2 separate regions of the Homo sapiens genome follow, and region 2 is linked to region 1. Evidence: read pairs that join two places in POLR2A ChIA-PET (ENCODE). Cell type or tissue: A673. All regions are shown on one strand. Each heading gives the region's core, and the rest is flanking DNA. Links, peaks and the distances in the headings are about the cores only.

The links. Peaks named below come from ENCODE experiments on the same cell type or tissue, not always from the same donor. Only the 100,000 strongest peaks of a DNase experiment are listed, where the experiment ranks them.
Region 2: POLR2A ChIA-PET joins it to region 1 with 5 read pairs; 3 of 35 experiments call an interaction of 5 or more read pairs at or near these places.

What each region holds. Positions count from the first base shown.
Region 1 is chr14:60,666,716-60,681,984 of GRCh38, reverse strand. No RefSeq gene overlaps it. Among named protein-coding and RNA genes, the nearest start is that of SIX1, 25 kb to the right of the region's middle. In A673, for the core only: no CTCF peak of the experiment used is centred there; no DNase peak of the experiment used is centred there.
Region 2 is chr14:60,828,668-60,843,936 of GRCh38, reverse strand. All of the region lies in intron 6 of MNAT1 (MNAT1 component of CDK activating kinase), which reads right to left. Among named protein-coding and RNA genes, the nearest start is that of MNAT1, 100 kb to the right of the region's middle. In A673, for the core only: no CTCF peak of the experiment used is centred there; DNase peaks (open chromatin) are centred at 8,886 and 9,236; H3K27ac peaks cover 2,226 bases.

The DNA.
Region 1 (15,269 bases), core at 3,969-11,968:
TATTTATAAAAAGGATACCTGCACTGCCATGTCTATTGCAGGACTATTCACAATAGCCAAAATATGGAATCAATCTAAATGTCCATCAACAGACAAATGGTTAAAGAAAATGTGGTATATATATACAATGGAATATTATTTGGCCATCAAAAGAGTGACATCATGTCATTTGCAGCAAAATGGATGGAACTGGTGGAGGTCATTATGTTAGGTAAAACAGACCAGGTACAGAAAGACAAATGTCTCATGCTCTCACTCATATGTGGGAGCTAAAAAAAGTGGATCTCATGAAAGTAGAAAGTCAAATGATAGATACCAGAGGCTAGGAAGGGTGTGTGCTGGGAGATGGGTGGATGAAGAGAGGTTGGTTAATGTGTGCAGACATACAGTTAAATAGAAGAAATATGTTTTAATGTTTGATAGCAGAGTAGAGTGACTATAGTTAACAACAATGTGTTATATATTTCAAAATAGCTAGAAGAGAGGACTTGAAATATTTCCAGCACATGGAAATGATTAATAGCTGGGGTGATACACACCCCAAATACCCACTTCATTGTTACACATTCTATGCATGTAACAGAACATCACATATACCACATAAATATGTACAAAATTGTGTCAATTAAAAAAGACTACAGATTATTGAAATATTCTGAAAACAATACCTAATTCAAATATAACTTTAAATGTTTGTTTGTTTGTTTTCTTGAGACAGAATCTCACTCTGTCGCCCAGGCTGGAGTGCAAGTGGCAAGATCATGGCTCCCTACAGCCTTGACCTCCCTGGGCTCAGGTGATCCTCCCACCTCAGCCTTTCAAGTAGCTGGGACTACAGGCATGTGCCACCATGCCCTGCTAATTTTTGTATTTTTCGTAGCCATGGGATTTCATGATGTTGTCCAGGTTGGCCTCAAACTCAAGCTATCTGCCCTCCTCAGCCTCCCAAAGTGCTGGAATTACACGTGTGAGCCACCGTTCTCAGCCTTAAGTATTTTTAGTAAGATTGTTTCTCTTTATTCTACCAAATAAAGTAAGAAAGAAATATTTGTTCAATGAGTGAAGGAAAGTTAAGCTCTTGTTTTTAAATGGTAGCTAAGAATCAGACCCAGTCTACTGATTACAGGTCTTTGTATCACCTCAGGCTGACATAAAAGCTGTTGACCATTTTACCTATTTCTCCTGAGATTCTTAAGTCCCTACGATAAAACTCTTGGTGTACTCTCAATAGTTAGCCAGGTGTGGTGGAGCATGCCCATAGTCCCAGCTACTTGGGATGCTTAGGCGAGAGAGTCACTTGAGTCCAGGAGTTTGAGTCTATCCAGGCAAGATAGCAAGACCCTCATCTCTGAAAAAAAAAAAAAAAAAGCCAGGCTTAGTGGCTCATGCCTGTAATTCCAGCACTTTGGGAGGCCAAGGCGGGCAGATCACTTGAAGTCAGGAGTTTGAGACCAGCCTGGCCAACATGGTGAAACTCTGTCTCCACTAAAAATACAAAAATTAGCTGGGCACGGTAGCACACGCTGTAATCCCAGCTACTAGGGAGGCTGAGGCAGGAGACTTACTTGAACCCAGCGGGTAGAGGTTGCAGTGAGTCGAGATGGTACTACTGCACTCCAGCCTGGGCGACAGAGCGAGACTCCATCTAAAAAAAAAAAAAAAAAAAAAAGAACTGGGGAAGTTGGAGTGTGTGTTAAAATATTGTTGCTATTTACACTTCAATAGCTTGGGGTTCAAATAACTTGCGTTGTTTTAAAATTGCTGAACCAAGAAAGGATGGGCCCAGAACACTGCAGGCTTGGGGTACAAGCTTTACCCTCACGTGCTCAATCATTTGAGTCTAAAGCATGTCCACTATGCTCAGGCAACAATGTCAGAGGAGGGACGTCTAGCCTCACCAACATGCTATACCAAGACCACTCACACTCTCTTTGTGCTGCTGCTGAACCAGGCTACCAGGTCAGAATTTCCTTGGCTTGGGGTAATTTCCATTTGCAGTCTGTTGGCATCCTTTCCTATCATTTGGCCTTGGTCAAATTATCTCAGTCCTTCAGAGATAATATTGTGGTTCAGCTATAATATTGAACCACAGAAAAGAAAACTTTCTTCAGGCATTTCCGCAAATTTACTCAGTTTACTCCCCTCCCTTCTCCAGGGTCCAGGCTTGCAAACCAAAGGCTACTGGTAAGAGCAGCCTTTGTCAAGCCACAAAAGAACCTGTTATACACTTTCCCCAGGGCCCAGGGTCCTACTTGATATAATTTGCATAACTAAGATCTGCTTCTCAAGTGGTTCTTCAGAACAAAAAAGAACAAGGATAATCTGCTCCAAGGAGTCTTGCTGTTTTTAAAACAGAGACAATGTTTAAAAGCAATTTATTTGGCAGAAGTTTAATATAACCAAGAAACCTCTCCACTGACAGCCAGCCCGGCATACCCTTATTTGTGTGCACACATGGACACACACACACGCACACTGACCTAGGTTAGCTTTCTCTCAACTCAGATTCATGAATGTTTCTGTGGTCTGTGATTGTATATACTCTAATATTCTCAATTAGAAAATAGGGAGAATGTAAAGAGTCGAATTTGTTTTTAAAAACTTTGTAAGTTTCCTTTATAACTGTAGACTCCAATAAACAATATTTAGGGTTTTGGTGGTATCGGAATTAACAAGAGAGTAAAACTGATGAACAATAAGGGTAAGTCATTTGTAAACTCCAAAGCGTGTCTGAATGTATCAGTCTTTTTGACTTCCCACACTTTAAGCTCTGTCAAGACTCTGTTTAGAATATTTAAAATCGCAACTGCTAAAACGTAGCACAGTGGTTATAGGTTCTAGATCTGTAGTCAGAAGACCTGGGCTTCAACCCAATACCCCTACTTCCCATCTGTGACTTGGTGGGAGGCAAGTCAGTGTAGTCAAACATGGATATTGTATTGATTACACTGACTCATTTAGTACCTACTTCATACGGTTGTTGTGCAGATTAAATGAGAAAAATAAAATAAGAGTGTTAAACATCCAGTAAGTGCTCAAAAACATAAGCCATTGTAGTTACTATAATCGTTTGTGAAATTTGACTGCCAAGATATTTTGTTTCTAGACAGGGTCTCACTCCGTCATCTAGGCTGGAGTGCAGTGGCACAATCACAGCCCTCCCCACCATTTCTGGCTAATTTTTTGTAGAGATGGGGGTCTCATCATGTTGCCCAGGCTGGTCTCAAACTTCTGAGCTCAAGAGAGCTGCCTGCCTCAGCCTCCCAAAGTGTTGGAATTAGAGGTGTGAGCCACCACACCCAACCAAGTATTTTAGTTTCACAAGCTATACTTACCATGACTCCCACCTGTGCAACCGCCTTCATTTCTATAACCATAGCAAGTATTTACATTGTCATTTACAATATAGACATCTATTACTTTCATCTCTCTGAAATAGGCCCAGTCTTCTAAAATGCAGAAAGCAGAGAATAATTCAATTAAGAAGACTCAGTAGCTTCTTAGTGTCCTGATATTTAAACATTTAGCTCAAGTATTGATTCTTTTAGCATTTAAATCAATTTTAGATGTTAACAATAGCTAAATCTAATTGCTAGTGACCCTACAATTAACACAATAACACAAATCATGGACATCAAGTACATATTAAAGTCTGATAACAGGTAATTTTTTTCTCTTTGTTCTTTGAGGTTATTGATCAAGCTCAATATAATTGCTCTTTCCAAATGGAATTCCGGCTCTTATGTAAGAATAAGGAAATAACAACATCCCCTGGAAAGGGCTATCAGACCTCCCTGACTAGGTTAGGATGTCAAGTGAAAGGAGGAAATGAAAATTAAACATCCCAGCTGAAGCACAGATGGGAAACTGGATAAGCTGTTCACCCTCTATTTTGATTACTACAACATTTGTTAGGGTTAAATGCCTGATGTGTGTTTGGGAATGACAGTTATTCTGCTGCTAAAAAGAAAGGAAATGAATGATCCCATCAACATTGTGATGTGGTTGAGATTTATCTGCATCTAATCTAACCATGTTTGGGATATGTTGAAAATCTTGATCTATTTAAAAGGTTCCAATTTAGCAGAACTTTCTTCCTTGTCAGCACTCAGAGAAGCCTTTGAAGTGGATAGGAACTCTACAAATGAAGGGAGAGATACACATGGAATGAATAGGCCTTAAACATTTTGCAGAATTCCAAATGTCCTTTCCACAGCCACATTCTTCTCCTCCCATGATTACACTATGCTCATTTTAAGGAAAAGATTTTCAGTTGATCAGAAACTAGAGGGTGGTATGGAACCGAGGCTACTGCATCTTTGCTATGATGCTGGTGGGTTGCAGAGCCTCCCTTTCCTCCCAGCTTTCTACATTTGGGCGAAAAAATGTCAAGAGAGGCAGAACAACTAAAAACATATATATATATATATTTTGGCTGGGCGTGGTGGCTCAAGCCTGTAATCTCAGTACTTTGGGAGGCCGAGGTGGGAGGATCACCTGAGGTCAGGTGTTCGAGACCAGCCTGGCCGATATGGTGAAACCCCGTCTCTACTAAAAATACAAAAATTAGCCGGGTGTGGTGGTGAGGGCCTGTAATCCTAGCTACTCAGGAGGCTAAGAAAGGAGACTTGCTTGACCCCAGGAGGCAGAGGTTGCAGTGAACTGAGATTGTGTCACTGCACTCCAGTCTGGGCAACAGAGTGAGACTGTGTCTCAAAAAAATAAATAAATAAAATAAATAAATAAATAAATATTTGTCCAAGAGGAGTTCTAGGAAGAGAGAACAGAGAGAAAAGAATGATAAAAATAACAGGATATCCCCCAGAATTGATATGTAAAACTTTAGATTGAAAGGACCTATTAAGTACAGAACAGGACGAATTAAAAAAAAAAAAAGACTCGGCTGGGCGTGGTGGCTCAAGTGCATAATCCCAGCATTTTGGGAGGCCAAGGTGGGTGGATTGCTTGAGCCCGGGAGTTCGAGACTAGCCTGAGCAACATGGTGAAACCCTGTATCTACAAAAAATTCAAAAATTAGCAGGGTGTGGTGGTGCAGGCCTGTAGTCCCAGCTACTCAGGAAGCTGAGGTGGGAGGATCAACTGAGCCCAGGAGGTGGAGGTTGCAGTAAGCAGAGATCACACCATTGCTCTCCAGCCTGGATGACAGAGCAAGACCCTACCTCGAAAAAAAAAAAAAGGGGGGCTGGGTGCGGTGGCTCATGCCTGTAATCCCAGCACTTTGGGAGGCCGAGGCGGGTGGATCACAAGTTCAAGAGTTCAAGACCAGCCTGGCCAAGATGGTGAAACCCCGTCTCTACTAAAAATACAAAAAAATTAGCCAGGCGTGGTGGTGGGCACCTGTAATCCCAGCCACTTGGGAGGCTGAGGCAGAGAATTGCTTGAACCCGGGAGGCGGAGGTTGCAGTGAGCTGAGATCGTGCCACTGCACTCCAGCCTGGGCGACAGAGCAAGACTCACTTCAAAAAAAAAAAAAAGTTACATATCTTATCTAGACACATTCTGAAATTTCAGAATGGCATGGAAAAACTGTTTTACAACACTTTGGCCTGGTGGGGTAGTGAGGACAGATTACTACAAATAATTGCAGAGAGATCCCATTGCCACATGGGATGCAAGAAAGCAATGGAGTAGACAGCGGAGCAGCTCGTAATGAACTTGTAAGTAAAGCATAGGAAATGTAAGCAGAGTTGCAAGAAATGTAAAGATTATTTAAAACTGATAACAGAAAAGGAATTACAAAGTTTAAAAAATGGACTTCCAGTTTTCAATCAGGTATGTAAGGAACTTGGAAATTGGGCACTATTTGAGCAGAAGAAAGTGAGTCTTTTGTTTCGTTAAGGGAGGAATTGTGTTTTTTTTTTTTTTTCTAACCAGTTAAACTCCAGCAGCAACTCTGAGTCCTGTTGCTTCAGACTGCCTGGGAGAGACAATAATCAAAACCCCCTCTATAAATCATCCAGTTATTCAAGGCCAGGCCCAAGAAACCAGGTAGATAGATAAATAGGTAGACAGAGAGAGAGAGAGAGGGAGAGAGATACATACATACATACCTAAATTCATAGATAGAATCAACAACACTGCTTTATTTTGGCATACATTTTGGCCTAAATTAACACTGCTGCATTATAATCAAGTTTGCTTAATCAACTGTTTTTAGCATCCATAAGCTTCAACTAATTTAGAAGATGGTGAAGGCCAGGTGCAGTGGCTCATGCCTATAATCTCAGCACTTTGGGAAGCTGAGTGGGAGGATTGCCTGAGTCCAGGAGTTTGAGACCAGCCTGGGCAACATAGCAAAACCCCACCTCCATAAAAAATTTAAAAAATTAGCCAGGCGTGGTGGCGCATACCTGTTGTCCCAGCTATGCTAGAGGCTGAGATAGGAGAATCCCTTGAGTCCCAGAGGTCAAAGCTGCAGTGGGCCATGATCATGCTGCTGAACACCAATCTGGGTGACAGAGTGAGACCCCTTCTCAAAACAACAACAACAACAAAACCATGACAATAGAGCAGTTTCACCAGTCAGAATAGATATGTTATAAATAAAATATTAATGGAATAAATATGGTAGTGTATTAAAAACCATTATATCATGACCTAGGATATTTTACACAAGGAATTTGAGACAGTCAACACAAAGAAATCTACTTAGGTTTACTGTGGTAATATCTAGATGGTGGGAATATAAAATTTTATTTTCTTCAAGTTGTTTTTTGAGGTCAACCTAGAAAGTCAATGGGAATAATAAAAAAAATAGTTACACCCATATTCAATAAGAAGGCCAGATAAAAGATCATAGCTTCCCTAATCCCCAGCAGTAATCAAATAAAAGGTCTTTAAAAATATTTTATTCAAGGGCTGGGTGTGCTGGCTCACGCCTATAATCCCAGCACTTTGGGAGGCTGAGGTGGGCGGATCATGAGGTTAAGATATCGAGACCATCCTGGCCAACATGGTGAAACCCCGTCTCTACTAAAAATACGAAAATTATCTGGGCGTGGTGGCACGCGCCTGTAGTCCCAGATATTTAGGAGGCTGAGGCAGGAGAATCACTTGAACCCGGGAGCTGGAGGTTGCAGTGAGCCAAGATCATGCCACTGCACTCCAGCCTGATGACAGAGCAAGATTCCGTCTCAAAAAAAAAAAAAATTTATTCATGGTAGCAATAAAACTATCTAATAAAATCTCTAGGAATAAATTTAACAAGACTTTTACAAGATTTATATTAATAAACTCTAAAACTTTCCTGAAGGGTTTGGATTGGTTTCCTAGGGCTGCCATAACAAATCACCATAAATTGGGTGGCTTAAACCAATAGAAATTTATTCTCTCATAGTTCAGGACATAGAAGTCTTAAAAGAAAGTGTCAGCAAAGTTGGTTTTAGAGGCCATGAGGGAGGTACTGTTCATGCTGCTATTCTAACTTCTAGTGGTTTTGGCAATTCCTGGTGTCTCTTGGCTTAAAGACACATTGCTTCAATCTCTACCTCTATTTTCACATTGCTTTCTCTGCACCTCTGTGTGTCCTTTTCTGTCTCTTATGAGGATACTCTCAATGAATTTAGGGACCACAATAGTCCTGTAAGATCTCATCTCAATCCTTTATATATATATATATATATATATATATATATATATATATATATATATATATATGGAACTTGGAAATTGGGCACTATTTGAGCATATATGTGTATATATATATCTATATATATATACACATATATATATAATTTTTTGAGAAAGGGTCTTGCTATGTCACCCAGGCTGGAGTACAGTGGCATAATCATAGCTCACTGCAGTCTCAACCTCCCAGGCTGAAGCGATCTTCCTATCTCAGAGTATCTGGGAGTACAGGTGTGTGCCACCACACCCAGCTAGGTTTAAAATTTTTTGTAGAGATGGCCCCTTACAATGTTGCCCAAGCTGGCCTCCACCTCATGGACTCAAGCAATCCTCCTATCTCAGCCTCCCAAAGTGTTAGGATTACAGGCATGAGCCAGCCATGGCACTATATATATATACACACACATATATACACACACACACACACATATATGTATGTTATATATATATTTACACACATATATATTTACACATATAAGTGTATATATATACACTTATGTGTATATATTTACACATATACACATATATGTGTATATATTTACACATATACACATATATGTGTATATATACACACATATATACACATATATGTGTATATACACATATATGTGTGTGTACATATACATATATATTGCATATATACGTGTGTGTATATATATATGTTTTAGAGATGGGGTCCCATTCTGTCACCCAGGCTGGAATGTCATGGCGTGATCCTAGCTCACTGCAGCCTCAATCTCCTAGGCTCAAACAATTCTCTTGCCTCAGCCTCCCAAGTAACTGGGACAACAGGCACCACCACACCAGGTTCTTTCCTTAGTTATATATTCAAGGACCTTATTTTCAAATAAGATTGTATCCTGAGGTTCCATGTAGACAGGAATTTCAAGGGGGCACCGCTTAACTCACTGCAGGCTTAACGTGACCTGAATAAAGAATGAAATATACCATATTTCTGAAAAGGAGGACTTAATAGTTTGACTATGTCATTTTGTAATTACTAAAAAAAAATAAAAATTAAGTGGAGACAAAATAAAATGAAATAAAAAGTTAATGGATTATGCAGGGTGGCTCATGCCTGTAATCCTAATGCTTTGGAAGGCTGAGGTGGGAGGATTGTTTGAGGCCAGGAGTTTGAAACTATCCTGGACAACACAGAGAGACTCCGTCTCTACAAAAAAGTTAAAAAATTAGCTAGGTATGGTGGCCCATAGCTATAGTCCTAGCTGCTTGGGAGGCTGAAGTGGGAGGAATGTTTGAGCCCAGGAGTTCGAGGTTACAGTGAGCTATGATAACACCACTGTACACCAACCTGGGCAACAGAGTGAGACCCCGTCTCTTAAAAAAGACCAAACCACTTAATTATTAGAAAACAAGTTAGAAAGGAGGAATATAGACAAGATGAAACCAACAGAAAACAAATAGATGGTAGAGTTACATGAGATCATATCAGTAAGTTCGTTAAGTGTAACTGAATATCAGTTTTCTTTATAAAACACTAAATGATACATTGTTCATTAGTAACACACTTTAAACATAAAGACACAGATGACAGCAAAAGGATGGGAAAAGGACAGCATGAAAATATTAATAAAAAGAAAGCTGGAGGCTGGGCGCAGTGGCTTAAGCCTGTAATCCCAGCGGATCACGAGGTCAGGAGATTGAGACCATCCTGGCTAACACAGTGACACTCCGTCTCTACTAAAAAATACAAAAAATTAGCCGGGCGTGGTGGCGGCCACCTGTAGTCCCAGCTACTAGGGAGGCTGAGGCAGGAGAATGGCGTGAACCAGGGAGGTGGAGCTTGCAGTGAGCCGAGATCACGCCACTGCACTCCAGCCTGGGCTACAGAGCAAGACTCCGTCTCAAAAATAAAAAAAGAAAAGAAAAAAAGAAAGCTGGAGGCCAGGTGCAGGGTGCAGTGGCGCGCACCTGTAATCCCAGCACTTTGAGAGGCCCAGGTTGGTGGATCACTTGAGGTAATGTGTTTGAGACCAGCTTGGCCAACATGGTGAAACCCCATCTCTACTAAAAATACAGAAATTAGCTGGTTGCGGTGGCATGCGCCTGTAATTCCAGCTACTCGGGAGGCTGAGGCAGGAGAATTGCTCGAACCCAGGAGGCGGAGGTTGCAGTGAGTTGAGATCATGCACTGCAGCCTGGGTGACAGAGTGAGACTCTGTCTAAAAAAAAAAAAAAAAAAAAAAAGAAAGAAAGAAAGAAAAGAAAACTGATATGACCATATTTATGAGACAAAGTATACTTTCAGGCAAGAAGTATTACTAGAGATAAGAAAGAACATTTCATAATACTAAAAAGGTTTGCTTCAATAGGAAGACCCAACAATTCTAAATTTGTCTGGACATAATAACATAACTTTAAAATATATGAGCTGAACTAAAAGGAGAAATAGACAAATTCACAATCATAATTGGAGGTTTTTTTGTCGCCCAGGCTGGAGTGCAGTGGTGGGATCTTGGCTCACTGCAACCTTCACCTCCCAGATTCAAGCGATTCTTCTCCCTCAGCCTCCCGAGTAGCTGGGATTACAGGTGCCCACCACCACGCCTGGCTAATTTTTGTTTCTGTTTTTTTCAGATGGTGTCTCACTCTATTGCACAGGCTGGAGTGCAATGGCGAGATCTTGGCTCACCGCAACCTCCACCTCCCAGCTTCAAGTGATTCTCTTGCCTCAGCCTCCCAGGTAGCTGGGATTACAGGCGTGCACCACCAAGCCCTGCTAATTTTTGTATTTTTAGTAGAGACGGGGTTTCACCATGTTGGCCAGGCTGGTCTCGAACTCTTGAACTTGTGATCTGCCTGCCTCAGCCTCCCAAAGTGCTGGGATTATAGGCATGAGCCACCGCGCCTGGCGTTTTTTTTTTTTTTTTTTAGTAGAGATGGGGTTTCTCCATGTTGGCCAGGCTGGTCTCGAACTCCTGACCTCAAGTGATCTGCCCACCTCGGCCTCCCAAAGTGTTAGGTTTACAGGCTTGAACCATCAAGCCTGGCCTTAATTGGTTTTAACAGACATCTCTTAGTAACTGTTAAAAACAAGAAGACCAAAAAGTCAATACAGATATATTTAAACAACACTATTAAGCAACTTGACCTAATTGATATTTATAGAACACTATACCCAGCAACTGCAGAATACGCATTCTTTTCAAGCACATACCAAAGATAGACCACATGCTGGGGCATAAAGCAAGTCTTAAAAAATTTCAAAGTACTGAAATAATATACAGTATATTCACTGACCACCAGAAACCAATACAGATGGATAAGTAGAAAATTCCAAAATGTATAAAAATTAAGGAACATACTTCCAAATGACCTGCGGGCCAAAGAATAAATCACAAACAAAACTAGAAAATACTTTGAATCGAAGAATAATGAAAATAAAACATCAAAATTTGTGGAATATAGCTTAAACAGTGCTTAGAAGGAAATTTATGTTTTTTTAATTTCACAAAGATAATCCAGGCCCAGATGTCTTCAAAGGTGACTTCTTCCAAATATTTAAGAAGGAATAATGACAATCTTTCTCAAACCCTTTCAGAGATTAGAGAAAAAGAGAACACTGTTTTTGTGGCTAACATATTTTATTATGGCTAACATAAATTTGATGCCAAAACAAAAATCTTTTCTGCATATGGAAAGGATTATTAATATGCTTTAGAAAAATATAAATAATACGTTATATATCAGAAAATCATAATACATTTTATTGTAAAAATTATAAATACAACATTAGCAAGTTGAATACAGAGAAATAAAAAAGATAGCACATCATTACCAACTATGGTTTATCAAAGAAAACCATATAATTATCTTAATCAATACAGAAAAAGCATTTGATAAAATATAACACCCACTCAGGAAAAAAAAGCTCAGCAAATTAAGAATAGAAGGGAATTTTTTTAATCTGACAACAGCTATCTGCAGAAAGCCCAGAAACTATGGCTGACATATGTAATGGCGAACCATTGAATGCTTTTCCTCTGAGGGGCCACTGCAATTCTGTGGTAGAAAGTACAGGTTTTGGCATGGTGCGGTGGCTCACGCCTGTAATCCCAGCACTTTGGGAGGCCAAGGTGGGTGGATCAGGAGGTCAGGAGATTGAGACCATCCTGGCCAAGATGGTGAAACCCTGTCTCTACTAAAATACAAAAAATTACCCAGGTGTGGTGGCGCACGCCCATAGTCCCAGCTACTCGGGAGGCTGAGGCAGAGGAATCACTTGAACCTGGGACGTGGAGGCTGCAGTAACTGAAATCACGCCACTGCACTGCAGCCTGGAGACAGAGCAAGACTTCATCTCAAAAAAAAAAAAAAAAAAAAAGGAAAAGAAAACAGAAAGTACAGGTTTTTTTCAGCATATGAGGCTAGAACTCTTGGATATCCAGATGGAGAAAAATAACACAAAGTTGGTGATATGGTTTGGCTGTGTCCCCACCCAAATCTCAAGTTGAATTGTATCTCCCAGAATTCCTACATGTTGTGGGAGGGACCCAGGGGGAGGTAATTGAATCATGGGGGCTGGTGTTTCCCATACTATTCTTGTGATAGTAAGTCTCAGGAGATCTGATGGGTTTATCAAGGGTTTCCACTTTTGCTTCTTCCTCATTTTTCTCTTACTGCTACCATTTAAGAAGTGACTTTCGTCTCCTACCATGATTCTGAGGCCTCCTCAGCCATGTGGAACTGTAAGTCCAATTATACCTCCTTTTGTTCCCAGTTTCAGGTATGTCTTTATCAGCAGCATGAAAATGAACTAATAGATTTGACCTCCACCTTATACCATATACAAAAATTATTCAAGATTGCTCAAAAATATAAATATCAAATTAAAAAAATCAAACTTCTAGAAAAAAATAGGAGAGAATCTTCATGATTTTAGGGTAGGCAAAGATTTCTTAAACAGGATAAAAAGACAATAACCATACAAGAATAAAAACATAATTGGACTTCATGGAAATAAAAAGTTTTTTGTTTACTAAAAAATATCCATAAAAGAGTGAACAGGCAAGTCACAGGCAAGGATAATATTATCATTATCTATCCATCTGTCTAACAAAGGGGTTCTTTCCAGAATCTATAAAGAACTTATACAAATCAAATAAGACAAAAATATTTTTATAAGGAATGGGCAAAAGGCTTGAATAAGTACCACACAAAAGAGAATATCCAAATGGCCATTATGTGTATGAAAAGATAGACAACATCATTATTCTTCAGGCAAGTGCAAATTTAAACTACAAGACACCATTACACATTTACGAGAGTCTAAAAACTTAAAAGACTGAAAATACTGAATATTGGGAAGAATGTGGAGCAACTGGAACTCTCATACAACTGCTGTTGGGAGTGTAACTTTGGAAAACTCTCTGACAGTGTCTGTTAAAGCTACACACACATACTCTATGACTCAGCAATTTTTTGGCCAGCTTTTTTGAGGTATAATTGACAAATAATAATTGTATATATTTACAGTGTACAACATGATATTTTAATATATGTATACATTGTGAAATGACTATAATAATTTATACTTTAATCATACTATGATCAAGCTAATTAACATATCCATCACCTCACATAGTTATCTTTTTTGTGTGTGGTGAGAACGTTTTGAGATCCACTCTTTTAGCAATTTTTGTGTATATATTATTATCAACCATATTCACCATGTTGTGCAATAGATCTCCAGAACTTACTCATCCTCTTTACGGAAACTTTGTACCCTTCAACCAACATCCCCCCTCGCCCTCCCAGCCTCTAGCAACCACCATTCTACTCTGTTTCTATGAGTTTGACTTTTTCAGATTTCACAGATTTTAGTGAGATTGTGCAGTATTTGTCTTCTGTGCCTGCTTTATTTCACTTAGCATAATGTGCTCCGGGTTCATCCATGTTGTTGCAAATGACAAGATTTCCTTCTTTTTTAAGGCTGTATAGTATACACATTTTCTTTATCCATTCATTCATCAATGAACACTTAGGCTGACTTATCTTGGTGATTTATTGTTAATGCAGTTAGCGTCTTACGTATATGTAAATAGAATGCTGCAATAAACCTAGGGGTGAAGATGTCTCTTTGACATACTAATTTCATTTCCCCTGGGTATATACCCTGAAGTGGGATTGCTATATCATATGATAGTTATATTTTTAATTTTCTGAGGAGCCTCCATACTGTTTTCCCTAATGTCTGTACTAATTCACATGCCCACCAACAGTGTACAAGGGTTCTATTTTCTGTGTCCTTGCCAAAACTTATCTTTCATCTTTCTGATAACAGCCATTCTAACAGATATGAGGCAATATCTCACTGTGGCTTTAATTTGCATTTTCCTGGTGATTAGTGATGCTGAGCATTTTTTCATACATCTGTTGGTCATTTGTATGTCTTCTTTGACTTAGCAATTCCACTTCAGGTATATAACCAAGAGATATGAGAATTTATGCCCAATGGAAGACATATACAAGTATGTTGACAGCAGCTTTATTTATTCCAGTAAAAAACTGGAATCAACTCCAATGCCCATTAGCAGCAGAGTGGATAACTAATCTAATTTGTAGTCATATGATGGAATATAACATATTAATAAAAAAGAATGAATGGCTAATATGCACAACAGCATGAATGAGTCCACAAATATATATATATATATATACATATATTTTTTTTTTTTTTTTTTTTTTGAGACAGAATTTCGCTCTTGTCACCCAGACTGGAGTACGGTGGTGCGATCTCAGCTCACTGAAACCTCTGCCTCCTGGGTTCAAGCAATTCTCCTGCCTCAGACTCCTGAGTAGCTGGGATTACAGGCACACACCACCACACCCGGCTAATTTTTGTATTTTTAGTCGAGATGGGGTTTGCCATGTTGGCCAGGCTGGTCTCGAACTCCTGACCTCAGGCTATCTGCCCACCTTGGCATCCTAAAGTGCTGGAATTATAGGCGTGAGCCACCATGCCCAGCCTTCACAGGTATTATGTTGAGCATAGACGTCATAAAACTATTTGCTTTCATTGATATTATATTCAAGAACAGGCAAAATGAATTAATATTACAAGTCAGCATCTAATATTAGAAGTCTTCTGACTTCTAATAATAATTCACTTTGCCTGATCGTCTCTGGGTAGGTGGGTAAAGTGGCAAGAGAGAACTTTCTGAGGTATTAATAGTAGAAATGTGTTATGTATCTGGATGATGGTTACTCAGATGATACATATGTTAAAAAGCCATTGACCTGTATACTTTAGATTTGTACACTTTCTTATCATCTCTTTATATTTACTTAGACATAATTTTGAAAGATGCTAACTGCATTAATAATAAAAATGAAAAATTTTAAATTTGCCGCATTTTCCCAATTATTCGCGAAGATTAAACAGGCATTTAGGGAAAGATAGTTTTTTGTATATTGTCAAGGGTAGTACAAAATGGTACACATTTTTGAAGGCCAATCAAATAATATACATCAAAATTTTAATACATCTACCCCAGTTGGGCATGGTGGCTCACACCTATAGTCCCAGCACTTTGGGAGACTGAGGTGGGAGGATTGCTTGAGTCCAGAAGTTCAAGACCAGCCTGGGCAATGTAGTGAAA
Region 2 (15,269 bases), core at 4,857-12,856, 160 kb before region 1:
AGGAACCCAACTATAAATGCAAAAACTACAAAGTTTCTAAACAGGAGAATTATCGTTGTGACTTGGGGGAAGGAAAAGGTTCCTTAGATAGGACACAAAAATTACCTTAAAAGAAAAACATTCATAAATCTGACTTCATCAAAATTTATAACTTCAGTTCATCAAAAAACATTACTAAGAAAAAGAAAAAGTGAGCCACAGACAAGAGAAATTATTCATAAAACAGATGTCTGACAAAGGACTTATGTTCAACACATTGTAAAACATTTTACAAATCAATAGTAAAAGCACAAACAACTCAATTTTTTTAATGGACATAAGATTTTAATAGAGTCATCACAAAAAGAGATATAAAAAAGGCAAACGAGGCCGGACGCAGTGGCTCATGCCTGTAATCCCAGCACTTTGGGAGGCCGAGACAGGCGGATCACGAGGTCAGGAGATTGAGACCAGCCTGGCCAACACGGTGAAACCCCGTCTCTACTAAAAATACCAAAAATTAGCCGGGCATGGTGGTGGGTGCCTGTAATCCCAGCAGCTTGGGAGGCTGAGGCAGGAGAATAGCGTGAACCCGGGAGGCGGAGCTTGCAGTGAGCTGAGGTCGCGCCACTGTACTCCAGCCTGGGCGACAGAGCGAGACTCCATCCCAAAAGAAAAGAAAAAAGGCAAACGAATGAATAAAAAATGCTGAAAACCATTAGTTCTCCAGGAAATAAAAATCTAAATTACAATGAGATACTATCAATCATCACCAAAATAACTAAAATTAAAAAGATTGACAACATTAAATATGACTGAAAGTGCTAGGATTACAGGCATGAGCCACTGTGCCCAGCCAGCTGCTTTACTAGTAATAGTCAAAAACTATAAACAGCTCAGGTATTCCCCAACAAGAGAATTGCTAAACAGATATACACACATTCCCTGACTTATGACGGTTTGACTTACAAGTTTTTGACTTCATGATGACGCAAAATCAACAGGCATTCAGTAGAAACTGTAATTCGAATTTTGATCTTTTCCTGGGCTAGCAACATGCAATAGGATGCTCTCTCATGATGCTGGGCTAATGTAAGTGTTCTGAGTACTTGTATTAAGGAAGCCTATACTAAATTATGATGTTCAGCAGGTTAGGTATATTAAATGAATTTTTGACTTATGGTATTTTCAACTTATGATGGGTTTATCTAGACATGCCCCATCAAATAAATTGAGGAGCATTTATATTCAAACAAATGGAATATTACATAGCAATATAAAGCAACTAATTCTTGATATACAAAACAACAAAAACAAGTCTCAAAATATTCTGCTGCTTCTCCTGCATATGACCATTATACAATAACAAGACCAGATTGACCATTCCCCACTTAAGCAACTAGAAAACTGAACAAAATAAGAATCAATGGTTTCCAGAAATTGAGTAACAGCCAGTACAGAACTGTGAGCCCCAAGGGAAGAAAAACAAATGAAATGAACCCTTTGATTGCCCTGGCTTCCTGCATGGGGGCCATTTCCAGGCTATAATACATAGAGAAGTAACCCAAACAGAGCCTAGGAATCAAGGAGACGAAAATCAGACTTCAGGGATCCCAGGGCAGCTATAATTTGCAGGGCAGATTACCAGAGAGGAAAATGCCACACAGAGAAAAAACTCTAAAGTGGGAGTTAACAAATATTTTCTGTAAGGAGCAGATAAGTATTTTAGGCTTTGCAGGCCATATGATCTGCATCATAACTATCCAATGATGCTATTATAATGTAAAAGCAGAAAAATATATGTAAATGAATGAGAATGGCTATGTTACAATAAAACTTTAATTACAGTAACAAGTAGCAGGTGGGATTTAGTCAGTTAGCTGCCGTTTGTCCACCTCTGCTCTAGAGAATTTCACAGTGATGTCCTCAACTTTTGTCTGGGTTTTGAGCTGCACATGAGTGGAAATTACTGAACACCAAGAAATGAACCTGGAAAGCAACGTATTAAACAATTCTCAAAGCTCATACAGAAACAGTTCATATATTCCCAATAAACAAGGTAAAAAGACCTCTCAATAAATACATATGGCATCAGATAGGGTCTTCAGAATAGTATCACCATGAAAGTGGAGCTAAATTAGCCTAACATTAAAATCTGTTCTTGTACATGCTAACAATGCTTAAAAGCAAGATTTGCAAGGATATAATAGATTATAGCTAACTTAACTGCATCCCCAAAGTCTTATAATATTTAATGGAATACCAAAAATTACCAGGTATTCCAAAAAGACAGAAATATGTAACGCACTTCAGGAAAAAAAAATCAGTCAATAGAAGCAGACTCAGAAAGGACAGAAATGTGAAATTAGCAGGACAAGGATATTAATACAGCTAGCATAAATATATTCCACATGTTCATGAAGGTAGAGAAGAAATATGAATGATGAGAGAAATCAAAGGTGCAAAAAAGACCCAAACAGAACATCTAAAGATTAAAAACACACACAACTTTATGTGTTGTATGTGTTAAAAACACACACAACTTTATGTGTTGTATGTGTTAAAAACACACACAATTTTAAAATGAAAAACATAACAAATAAGATAAATAACAGCTTAGACACTACAGAAGATCACTGAAATTGAAGGCTTAATAATAGCAGCCACCTAAAGTACACACATAAAATATAGACTAGAAAAATAATAGACAAAGGAGAGACAGAGAGTGAGAGAGAAAGGTGTGAGAGAGGGAGGACAGAAAGGGGAGATACAAAGGGAGGGAAAGGGAAAAGGAAATGGAAAGGGAGAGAGGGAGAGAGAGAAAGAGAGAGAGAGAGAATCAGTAAGAAAACAGGAAATTTTAACATCAAGTAACTTGACCTAACTGACATTTACAAAACATTCTGCCTAAGAGCCAAATAGAAATTATCTTCAAGTTCACAAAACAATATTCACCAAGACAGACCACACTCTGAGCAATTTTTAAAAATCTGGGCCAAGTGCGGTGGCTCATGCCTGTAATCCCAGCACCTTGGGAGACTGAGGTGGGCGGATCACCTGAGGTCAGGAAATCAAAACCATCCTGGCTAATACAGTGAAATCCCGTCTCTACTAAAAATACAAAGAATTAGCCGGGTATGGTGGCACATGCCTGTAATCCCAGCTACTCGTGAGGCTGAGGCAGGAGAATCGCTTGAACCCAGGAGGCAGAGGTTGTGGTGAGCAGAGATCATGCCATTTGCACTCCAGCCTGGGCAACAAGAATGAAACTCTGACTCAAAAAAAAAATCTTAATAAAAGATTTTTGAAATCCTTTAACATATGTTCTTTGACTATAGTAACTAGAACTCAATAACAACTATGATGGAGTATAAGGACTGGGATCAAGGGCCCCAGCTGCTGCACTCTGCAATCCATCTCTGCATTTACACCAAGGCCATGATTCCCATGGGCTGCTTCCAGCCAATGACTGAGTAAGGCAGGAATACTAATGTAGTTCCCTGGTTGGGTGATATGAGACTTCTCTGACAGAAAACTCTGGCACAAGAACTCCCCAGTCAACTTACCACTTTCCTTAGAAATACACTGTAGTATGAGATGCTTTTACCCACCCTCGTTCTTTCTTAACTTGGGGTCAAACCTACATCAGAGTCTGATGACTCTCTTAGTCTCCTACAGCTCCCTTTTCATTTTCTCACACAGGCATTTTTCCCTAATAGATTTTTTGCACATTTAAACCCATGTTGGCATCTGCTTCTCAGAGGACTCAAACTGTTGCAAGATGTCAAAATTTTGCAGATGTAACTAAAGAAACACGTAAAAGAAAATGTATAACATTTAATATCTGTAATTTAAAACTTGGAAAAACCTCAAATCAATAATCTAAGTTTCTTTCTAGGGATCCGCAGGATGCCGCTTTTCCAGCTGGAAACCTCTGTGGCTGGTGGCACCTTTTGTGCAAGTTTTCTTGGGCCCGCTGGGCTCATTCCACCCCCTCGGCCTGATACGCTGTGCACGGCTCATGCCATCAGCCCAGATCCCACACCTGCCAAAGGCGAGTCTGGCACAGAGCAGTGACGGGTGCATGAGTGAGTGCAGGGTCTGGCAAGAGCGCACAGCCAGGCATGCCAGCTGCTGCAGCAGGGTGGGCAGCTCCAGGCACTTTCTCCATGCAAGCCTGAGGCTGGATCAGATGCACCGCAAGTGGCTTCCACTGCAGGCACCCACGTCTGGACAAGAGGAACATGGTGACACTGGAAAGCTTGGAGATAACAGAAACCACAGAGCCCCAAAGAGGGTGTCATAGCTCTGGCTCTGGGAGCTCCTAGGTCTGGGTTTCCTGCAGAGCTGCAGCTCTTCTCTCCTTCTCATCACCCCCAAACATGGTGAGCAGGGGGACGTATTTCAGTCCTGTTTGTGTTACAGCTCTTTCAGTCCCGCCATTCACCTGGTCCAGAGTTTTTATCCCACATCTAGGAAGAATGAGGTATGTGGACAACTGGAAGGTGAGCAAGGCAGAGAGGAGCTTTACTGAACAAAAGAACAGCTCTGAGGAGACTGGAAGGGGGTAGCTCCTCTCTGCAGGTCATCTAGACAAGTGTCCAGCTCTCAGCAGAGTGGATAGCTCCTTTCCACAGCTGGTAGTCCCAACGTCTGTGTGAGTCTGGCTGGGTCTGGGATTTTTATGGGCTCAAAAGGAAGTAAGTGCATGCTAATTGGTCCATGGGTGGCCACGGGCAGGCTCATAAAGAGCACAGTAAGTTCTCACTCTGGGGCTGCTGATTCCACTCAGAACTGACAGGCCAGGCCCCAGGCTTCAGACTGTTCCTGGCTTGAATGTAGGATTTCATCAGGGACTCACCCCTTTCCACCCAGAAGCCCATCTGCCTCCTGCCACAATCAATCATGTTGTCCAGGGTACCCACTCTGCTTGTGGGAGGGGCACCTGCAAGGTCACACAGAGGGACCCATCGGCCTCCCTCTCATGCTCCTCATTCCCCAAAGTCCAGAGGGGGCTGAGGTGACAGGGGGCTGGCAGGTCAGTGCTGCCCCAAGCATGGGCACACCCCACTGGGCTGCCACCACACCCAGGCTTGGCCCAACTTGCTCTACCCTGGAACAGGCTCAGGGAGCAGGAAAAGGCCAGGCAGCAGGAGCAGGCGCTTCCAAGCCTGGAGGGGCAGTGGGGCTTCCCAGACCCCCGAGAGTGCAGGGATGCCCAGATCCACAACCACAGGTGGGCAGCTGCAGCTGCCAGCAGGAGCACAGGGCTCCTGCCCCACCATCTCAGAATGGGGCGGGACTCCCACCTGTTCCCAGCTCCCACTGGCTCCATGTACAGGGCAGCGCCAGCCATACCTTCCCCACTGCAGCTGGTGTCTTTGCAGTGACTGCTGCTGCCATCCCTTCCACCTTTAGAAACTAGAAAAATAAAGCAAATTAAATCTTAATTAAAGAGAAGAAAAGAAATAATAAAAACCAAATATCAATGGAATGGAAAACAGACTAATAGGAAAAAAAAATCAGGGCTCAGTGTAGTGGCTTATGCCTGTAATCCCAGCACTTTGCCAGGTGGGAAGATTGCTTGATCTCAGGAGTTCGAGACTAGCCTGAGCAACATAAGGAGATCCTGTCTCTCCTAAAAACAAAAAAAAATTCGCCAGGTGTGGTGGTGCCCTCCTGTAGTCCCAGCAACTCAGGAGGCTGAGGCAGGGTAACTGCTTGAGCCCAGGAAGTAGAACCTGCATTGAGCAGTGATCGCCCCCACTGCCTTCCAGCCTGGGTGACAAAGTGAGATACTGCCTAAAAAAAAGAAAAAAAAAATCAATGAAAGCAAAAACTGGAAACTGGTTCTCTGAACAGATCAAGAAAACTGATAAACCTCTAGCCAGGCTGATCAGAGGGAAAAAAAAGTGAGAGGTCATAAATTACTAATATCAGGAATAAAAGAGAAGCATTACTAGAGATTCCTATAGGAATTTCCCAACTTACAAAGGCTACAGGTCTTTCATGTGTTCATTAGAAGCCTATTACTAAAAATTCTCAATCTTAAGAACCGTCTTATAATGCTTTGTTAACCCACAGAATCTTAAATAGTATAGCTAAAAGCTCTTGCTCCTTTTAAGAATATTTAACACCTCTGAGCTAAATATCCTAAGAGTCATAAGTCCTAGACCACTCTGAGACCAAAAGGAAACAGACAGCAAAGTAGGGACTCAGTGGAGGCTCCAAACTACCATGGCAGCATCTAGGAGAGGCTCTGATTAAAAGTAACAAAAGAGGGCAAGATGGCCAAATAGGAACAGCTCCTGTCTGCAGCTTGCAGCAAGATCAATGCAGAAGGCGGGTGATTTCTGTATTTCCAACTGAGGTACCTGGTTCATCTCACTGGGCCTGGTTAGACAGTGAGTGCAGCCCATGGAGGGTGAGCCAAAGCAGGATGGGGCATCGCCTCACCCAGGAAGCGCATGGGGTCAGGGAACTCCCTTCCCTAGCCAAAGGAAGCCATGAGGGACTGCACCGTGAGGAACGGTGCCCTCCAGCCAAGATACTATGCTTTCCCCACGGTCTTTGCAACCCACAGACCAAGAGATTCCCTCAGGTGCCTAGCCACCAGGGCCCTGGGTTTCAAGCACAAAACTGGGCAGCCATTTGGGCAGACACTGAGCTAGCTGCAGTTTCTTTTTTCATAACCCAGTGGTGCCTGGAATGACAGAGAGACAGAACCATTCACTCCCCTGGAAAGGGGGCTGAAGCCAGGGAGCCAAGTGGTCTAGCCCAGCGGATCCCACCCCCACGGAGCCCAGCAAGCTAAGAAACACTGGCTTGAAATTCTCACTGCCAGCACAACAGTCTGAAGTCGAACTGGGACACTTGAGCTTGGTGGGGGTAGGGGCATCCATCATTACTTAGGCTTGAGTAGGTGATTTTCCCCTCACAGTGTAAACAAAGCATCAGGGAAGTTTGGCAGTGCCACAAAGCTGCTGTAGCCTGACTGCCTCTCTAGATTCCTCCTCTCTTGGCAGGGTATCTCTGAAAGAAAGGCAGCAGCCCCAGTAAGGGGCTTATAGGTAAAACTCCCATCTCCCTAGGACAGAGCACCTTGGGGAAGGGGAGTCTATGGGTGCAGCTTCAGCAGACATAAACGTTCCTGCCTGCCAGCTCTGAAGAGAGCAGCAGATCTCCTGGCACAACACTCAAGCTCTACTAAGGAACAGACTGCCTCCTCAAGTGGGTCCCTGACCTCCGTGCCTCCTGATTGGGAGACACCTCCCAACAGGGGTTTAACAACACCTCATACAGGAGAGCTCTGTCTGGCATCTAGCCAGTGCCCCTCTGGGACGAAGCTTCCAAAGGAAGGAAGAGCCGGCAATCTTTGCTGTTCTGCAGCCTCCGCTGGGGATACCCAGGCAAACAGGGCCTGGAGTGGACCTCCAACAAACTCCAGCAGACCTGCAGCAGAGGGGTTTGTCTGTTAGAAGGAAAATTAACAAACAGAAAAGAATAGCATCAACATCAACAAAAAGGATGTCCACACAAAAACCCCATCCAAAGGTCACCAACGTCAAAGACCAAAGGTAGACAAATCCACAAAGATGAAGAAAAACCAGTGCAAAAAGGCTGAAAATTCCAAAAAGCATAACACCTCTTCTCCTCCAAAGGATCACAACTCCTCACCAGCAAGGGAACAAACTGGACAGAGAATGAGTTTGATGAACTGACAGAAGTAGGCTTCACAAGGTGGATAATAACAAACTCCTCTGAGCTAAAGGAGCATGATATAACCCAACGCAAGGAAGCTAAGAACCTTGAAAAAAGGTTAGAGGAATTGCTAACCAGAATAAGCAGTTTAAAGAAGAACATAAATGACCTGATGGAGCTGAAAAACACAGCACAAGAACTTCGTGAGGCATACAAAAGTATCAATAACCAAATCGATCAAGGGGAAGAAAGGATATCAGAGATAGAAGATCAATTTAATGAAACAAAGTGTGAAGACGAGATTAGAGAAAAAAATAATGAAAAGGAATGAACAAAGCCTCCAAGAAATATGGGACTATGTGAAAAGACCAAACCTACGTTTGACTGGTGTACCTGAAAGTGACGGAAAGAACGGAACCAAGCTGGAAAACACTCCTCAGGATATTATTCAGGAGAACTTCCCCAACCTAGCAAGGCAGGCCAACATTCAAATTCAGAAAATACAGAGACCACCACAAAGATAATCCTCGAAAAGAGCAACCCCAAAACACATAATCATCAGATTCACCAAGGTTGAAATGAAGGAAAAATGCTAAGGGCAGCCAGAAAGAAAGGTCAGGTTACCCTTGAAGCCCATCAGACTAACAGTGGATCTCTGCAGAAACCCTACAAGCCAGAAGAGAGTGGGGGCCAATATGCAACATTCTTAAAGAAAAGAAATTTCAACCCAGAATGTTATATCCAGCCAAACTAAGCTTCATAAGCAAAGAGGAAATAAAATCCTTTACAGAGAAGCAAATGCTGAGAGATTTTGTCATCACCAAACCTGCCTTACAAGAGCTCCTGAAGGAAGCACTAAATATGGAAAGAAAACACTGGTACAGGCAAAAACAAGGCAAATTGTAAAGACCATCAACACTATGAAGAAACTGCTCAACTAACGGGCAAAATAACCAGCTAGCATCATGACAGGATCAAATTCACACATAACAATGTTAATCGTAAATGTAAACAGGCTAAATGCCCCAATTAAAAGACACAGGCTGGCAAATTGGATAAAGAGTCAAGAACCATCAGTGTGCTGTATTCAGGAGATCCATCTCACGTGCAAAGAAACACACAGGCTCAAAATAAAGGGATAGAGGAATATTTACCAAGCAAATGGAAAGCAAAAAAAAGCCAGGCTTGAAATCTTAGACTCTGATATAACTGACTTTGAACGAATGAACGAATGAATGAGAGAGAGAGGGAGGGAGGGAGGGAGGGCGGGAGCAAGGTAGGAAGGAAGGAAGGAAGGAAGGAAGGAAGGAAGGAAGGAAGGAAGGAAGGAAGGGCACTACATAATGGTAAAGGGATCAATGCAACAAGAAGAGCTAACTATCCTAAATATATATGCACCCAATATAGGAGCACCCAGATTCATAAAGCAAGTTCTTAGAGACCTACAAAGAGACTTAGACTCCCACACAAACTCCCTCCCAATAGTGGGAGACTTTAACACCCCACTGTCAATTTTAGACTGATCAAAAACACAAAAAATTAACAAGGATATACAGGACTTGAACTAGCTCTAGAGAAAGTGGACCTAACAGACATCTACAGAACTCTCCACCTCAAGTCAACAGAATCTACATCCTTCTCAGTGCCACATAGCACTTATTCTAAAACTGACTGCATAATTGGAAGTTAAACACTCCTCAGCAAATGCAAAAGAACAAAAATCATAACAAATGGTCTCTCACACACCAGTGCAATCAAATTAGAACTCAGGATTAAGAAACTCACTCAAAACTGCCAAACTACATGGAAATTGAACAACCTGCTCCTGAATGACTACTGGGTAAATAATGAAATTAATACAGAAATAAAGAAGTTCTTTGAACCAATGAGAACAAAGACACAACGTACTAGAATCTCTGGGACACAGCTAAAGCAATGTTAAAAGGGAAATTTATGGCAGTACGAAGTGGGAAACATCTAAAATCGACACACTAACATCACAATTAAAAGAACTAGAGAAGAAAGACCAAAGAAATTCAAAAGCTAGCAGAAGACAGCAAATAACTAAGATCAGAGCAGAACTAAAGGAGATAGAGACACAAAAAACACTTCAAAAAAATCAATGAATACAGGAGCTGGTTTTTTGAAAAGATTAACGAAAAAGATAGACCATTATCCAGACTAATAAACAAGAGAGAAGAATCAAATAGACACAATAAAAAATGATGAAGAGAATGTCACCACTGATCCCACAGAAATACAAACTACCATCAGAAAACACTATTAACACCTCTACGAAGATAAACTAGAAAGTCTACAAGAAATGGATAAATTCCTGGACACATACATCCTCCCAAGACTAAACCAGGAAGAAGTCAATTCCCTGAATAGACCAACAACAAGTTCTGAAATGGAGGCAGTAATTAATAGCCTACCAACCAAAAAAAGCCCAGGAACATACAGATTCACAGCTGAATACTACCAGAGGTACAAAGGGGAGCTGGTACCATTCCTCCTGAAACTATACCAAACAATAGAAAATAAGGCACTCCTCCCTAACCCATTTTATGAGGCCAGTATCCTGACACCAAAATCTGGCAGAGACACAACAAAAAAAGAAAATTTCAGGCCAATATCCCCAATGAACATTGATGCAAAAATTCTCAATAAAATACTGGCAAACTGAATCCACCAGCACATCCAAAAGCTTATCCACCACAATCCAGTCAGCTTCATCCCTGGGATGCAAGGTTGGTTCAACATATGCAAATCAAAAAACATAATCAATCACATAAACAGAACCAATGACAAAAAACACATGATTTTCTCAATAGATGCAGAAAAGGCCTTCAACAAAATTCAATACCCCTTCATGCTAAAAACTTTCAATAAACTAGGTATTGACGGAATGTATCTCAAAATAACAAGAGCTATTTATGACAAACCCATAGCCAATATCATACGGAATGGGCAAAAGCTGGAAGAATTCCCTTTGAAAACTGGCATAAGACAAGGATGCCCTCTCTCACCACTCCTATTCAACATAGTACTGGTAGTTCTGGCCAGGACAATCAGGCAAGAGAAAGAAATAAAGAGTATTCAAAGAGGAAGAGAGGAAGTCAAATTGTCTCTGTTTGCAGATGACACGATTGTATATTTAGAAAACCCCATCATCTCAGCCCAAAAACTCCTTAAGCTGATAAGCAACTTCAGCAAAGTCTCAGGATACAAAATCAATGTGCAAAAGTCACAAGCATTCCTATACAACAACAATAGACAAGCAGAGAGCCAAATCATGAGTGAACTCCCATTCACAATTGCTACAAATAGAATAAAATACCTAGGAATATAACTTACAAGGGATGTGAAGGACCTTTTCAAGGAGAACTACAAATCACTGCTCAAGGAAATAAGAGAGGACACAAACAAATGGAAAGAAATTCCATACTCATGGATAGGAAGAGTCAATGTCATGAAAAAGGCCATACTTCCCAAAGAAATTCACAGTCAATCCTATCCCTATCAAGGTACCATTAACTTTCTTCAAAGAATTAGAAAAAACTACTTACATTTCATATGGAACCAAAAAAAAAAGTCTGTATAGCCAAGACAATCCTAAGCAAAAAGAACAAAGCTGGAGCCATCATGCTACCTGACTTCAAACTATACTACAAGGCTACAGTAACTAAAACAACATGGTACTGGTACCAAAACAGATATATAGACCAATGAAACATAAAAGAGGCCTCAAAAATAACGCCACACATCTACAACCATCTGATCTTTGACAAACCTGACAAAAACAAGCAATAGGGAAAGGATTCCCTACTTAATAAATGGTGCCAGGAAAACTGGCTAGCCATATGCAGAAAACTGAAACTGGATCCCTTCCTTACAACTTATACAAAAATTAACTCAAGAAGGATTAAAGACTTAAACGTAAGACCTAAAACCATAAAAACCCTGAAAGAAAACCTAGGTAATATCATTTAGGACATAGGCATGGGCAAAGACTTCATGACTAAAACACCAAAAGTAATGGCAACAGCCAAAACTGACAAATTGGGATCTAATCAAACTAAAGAGCTTCTGCACAGCAAAAGAAACTGTCATCAGAGTGAATAGGCAACCTACAGAATGGGAGAAAATTTTTGCAATCTATCTATCTGACAAAGGGCTAATATCTGGAATCCACAAGGAACTTACACAAATTTACAAGAAAAAAAACAAACAATCCCATCAAAAAGTGGGCAAAGGATATGAACAGACACTTCTCAAAACAAGACATTTATGCAGCCAACAAACACATGAAAAAAAGCTCATCATCACTGGTCATTAGAGAAATGCAAATCAAAACCACAATGAGATACCATCTCATGCCAGTTAGAATGGCGATCATTAAAAAGTCAGGAAACAATAGATGCTAGAGAGGGTGTGGAGAAATAGGAATGCTTTTACACTGTTGGTGGGAGTGTAAATTAATTCAACCATTATGGAAGACAGTGTGGCAATTCCTCAAGGATCTAGAATCAGAAATACCATTTGACCCAGCAATCCCATTACTGAGTATATACCCAAAGTATTATAAATCATTCTACTATAAAGACACATGCACACATATGTTTATTGCAGCACTATTCACAATAGCAAAGACTTGGAACCAACCCAAATGCCCATCAATGATAGACTGGATGAAGAAAATGTGGCACGTATACACCATGGAATACTATGTAGCCATAAAAAAGGATGAGGTCATGTCCTTTGCAAGGACGTGGATGAAGCTGGAAACCATCATTCTCAGCAAACTAACACAGGAACAGAAAACTAAACACCACATGTTCTCACTCATAAGTGGGAGTTGAACAATGAGAACACATGGACACAGGGAGGGGAACATCACACACCAGGGCCTGCTGGGGGCAGGGAGCTAGGGGAGGGATAGCATTAGAAGAAATACCTAATGTAGATGATGGGTTGATGGGTACAGCAAACCACCATGGCTCGTGTATACCTATGTAACAAACCTCCACATGTATCCCAAGAACTTACCTCCACATGTATCCCATATGTATCTCCATGTACCTCCACATGTATCCCAAGAACAAACCTCCACATGTATCCCAGAACTTAAAAGTATTGAAAAAAAAAAAAAAGGAACAAAAGAAAGCAGCAATACATTCTTAGCTCTAGCCATCATTAGGAATGGAGGCTGGGAGAAGATGCCAGACACTCTCTCAGCAAAAATGGGAAGAGCTTCTAGTGTAGAAAAATGTTAACAGGAGGCACGGCACTGACAGAATGGGAATGTATCCATTCAGTTGAGTATGTTTAAGAAAGTTAGAGAGTATGCAAAAATAACTGAATGTAATCCTTGGTTTTCAAACTTAACCACAGCCCCTGAAGTTGTGGCAAATTGTATTCTGATACATAAACAATCTGTGATTTAAAAAAAAAAAAAGGCAGAAGAAGTGGTGAGGACCAAAATAAATAGCAATAAAAATTGTATAGGAATTATATAACAAAATGATCAACCAAAGAAAAACCTAATATTATTTCCTACATAATAGTAACACAAAAACCACAGTTAACTCAAGGCAATACTGATGGTGCATTGATAAAATTCCAAAGGAAAACTAAGTCTGCTTAGCTGAAAAATTAAAATATTACATTAAAAATCATCGCAGGAAATATCTGGTCATGAGCATTTGCAGATGGAGCCTTATAAGATTCCCAAACATTTGTGGCAGCCGGACTTCTCAGGAAAATACTGAATCATAGCTCTAAAACAATCACCAAAAAAAGAAAATTTATTTCAACATTTACAAATACTAAATTTTAGTGTCCCTTAACTTATTCAACAGATCACTAACTAGTAAAAAGCTCTAACACATCAAAGTGAATCTATGTATCTGAATTTCATATAACCTTCTAGGAACCAAAGAATGAATGTGTGTTTTGAAATTAGTGTGCAAGTTCATCAGAAGAAAATTCCTGACTGAAAACTATGGAATAAACTTGGCTAAATTCATACCCTCCATTCTTTTGCTAACAATTCTTCCACATACTCATTTTTAAATGTGAAATTCCTTCGTCCTTTCCATTTTTCTGAAACTCTACTTTTCTCTAGGTTTAATTTAAGTCTTCCATACTCCACTCCTCATAAATGAGAATACCACTATCAACCCTACAGGATAGTTTTCACGATTAAGTGAGTTAATGTTCAGAGACTGATTGAAACACATCTTCCTTCTTTTTCCCTAATTCTAATTCTTGTAAAATTACTATATCCGCAACACCAACAGCAACCACTGCTTTGCAAATGTTATAGGAACTTGATAAAACTCTACTGATAGGCAGATTGGCACTCAATATAATTATCTATAAAGCTGAAATCTGCCTCATTACATTAAGCAATGCAGTATACAGTATGTAGAATACTTTGTAGGAAAATGTTTGTTTCATAAATTAAGCAGAAAACCATTATTTCTACATCCTAGGCTAAGAATATTTCTGCATTTGCAAGCACCTTTAATGTTACCCTCAGTGGGACTAAAGGAATCAAAGCTTCCCACCACTCATAGAATACTGATTTTACCTTGTCCTCATTACAAAGTAACTGATATAACTGAAAATCCAGACTCATTATTTCTGCCTATGCTCATGTCTAGACAGATCATGAGACAAATTTTCTGGAATAAATTCAACCACTGCCATAAATTCTGAAGCCAACAGTTTGACTATTAACAATTTTTCCTTTACCGTGGTAAAGGAAAGAATATTACATAAAACTCATAGAGTATAATTCATTATTTGTGAATTTTCCCAACTATTGACACTAAATATTTCAGTGTTTTCATTTAAATATCCATAGAACAATTGAATTGTTACCTAGAAATATAGGAATATATAAGAAAGAGTTACTAGGCATTTGGGGCTTGTAATATTGTGATTTATGATAAGAAATACAAATGGTTTTCATCCCATTTCCTGGTACTCATCTCCTAAAACGTTTGTAGTCTCCAAAATGGTGTCTTTTTGTATGCTAATAAGATGGCTGGGTGGTCCTGGATAGCCTCAGAACAGGGGCTTATTGCAAAGGGAACCAACTTTGTAATTAGTGTGTTGGGAACTTTCAGTTCCACCAACCTCTGGAAAGAGGTGAGGGGCAGGAGGTTGAGTTAATCACCAGTGGCCAGTCATTTATCAATCTTGGCTATAGGAAAGAAGCCCCCATAAAAACCCAAAAGGACAGGATTCATGGAGCCTCCAGGTTGCTGAACACATGGAGGTGCTAGGATGGTAGCCCACCCCGAGAGGGCATGGAAGATGCACGTCCCTTCCCACATACCTTGCCCTATGCATCTTTTCCATCTAGCTGTCCATCTGTATTCTTTGTAATATTCTTTATAATAAATCAGTAGACATAAGTGTTTCCCAAAGTTCCATGAGCCACTCCAGCAAATAATTGAACCACAGGAAGGGATCGTGGGAACCTTCAATTTATAGCCAGTTAGTCAACAGTACAGGTTACCACCTGGAGCTTTCGATTGATGTCTGAAGTTGGGAGCAGTTGTGTGGTACTGGGATCT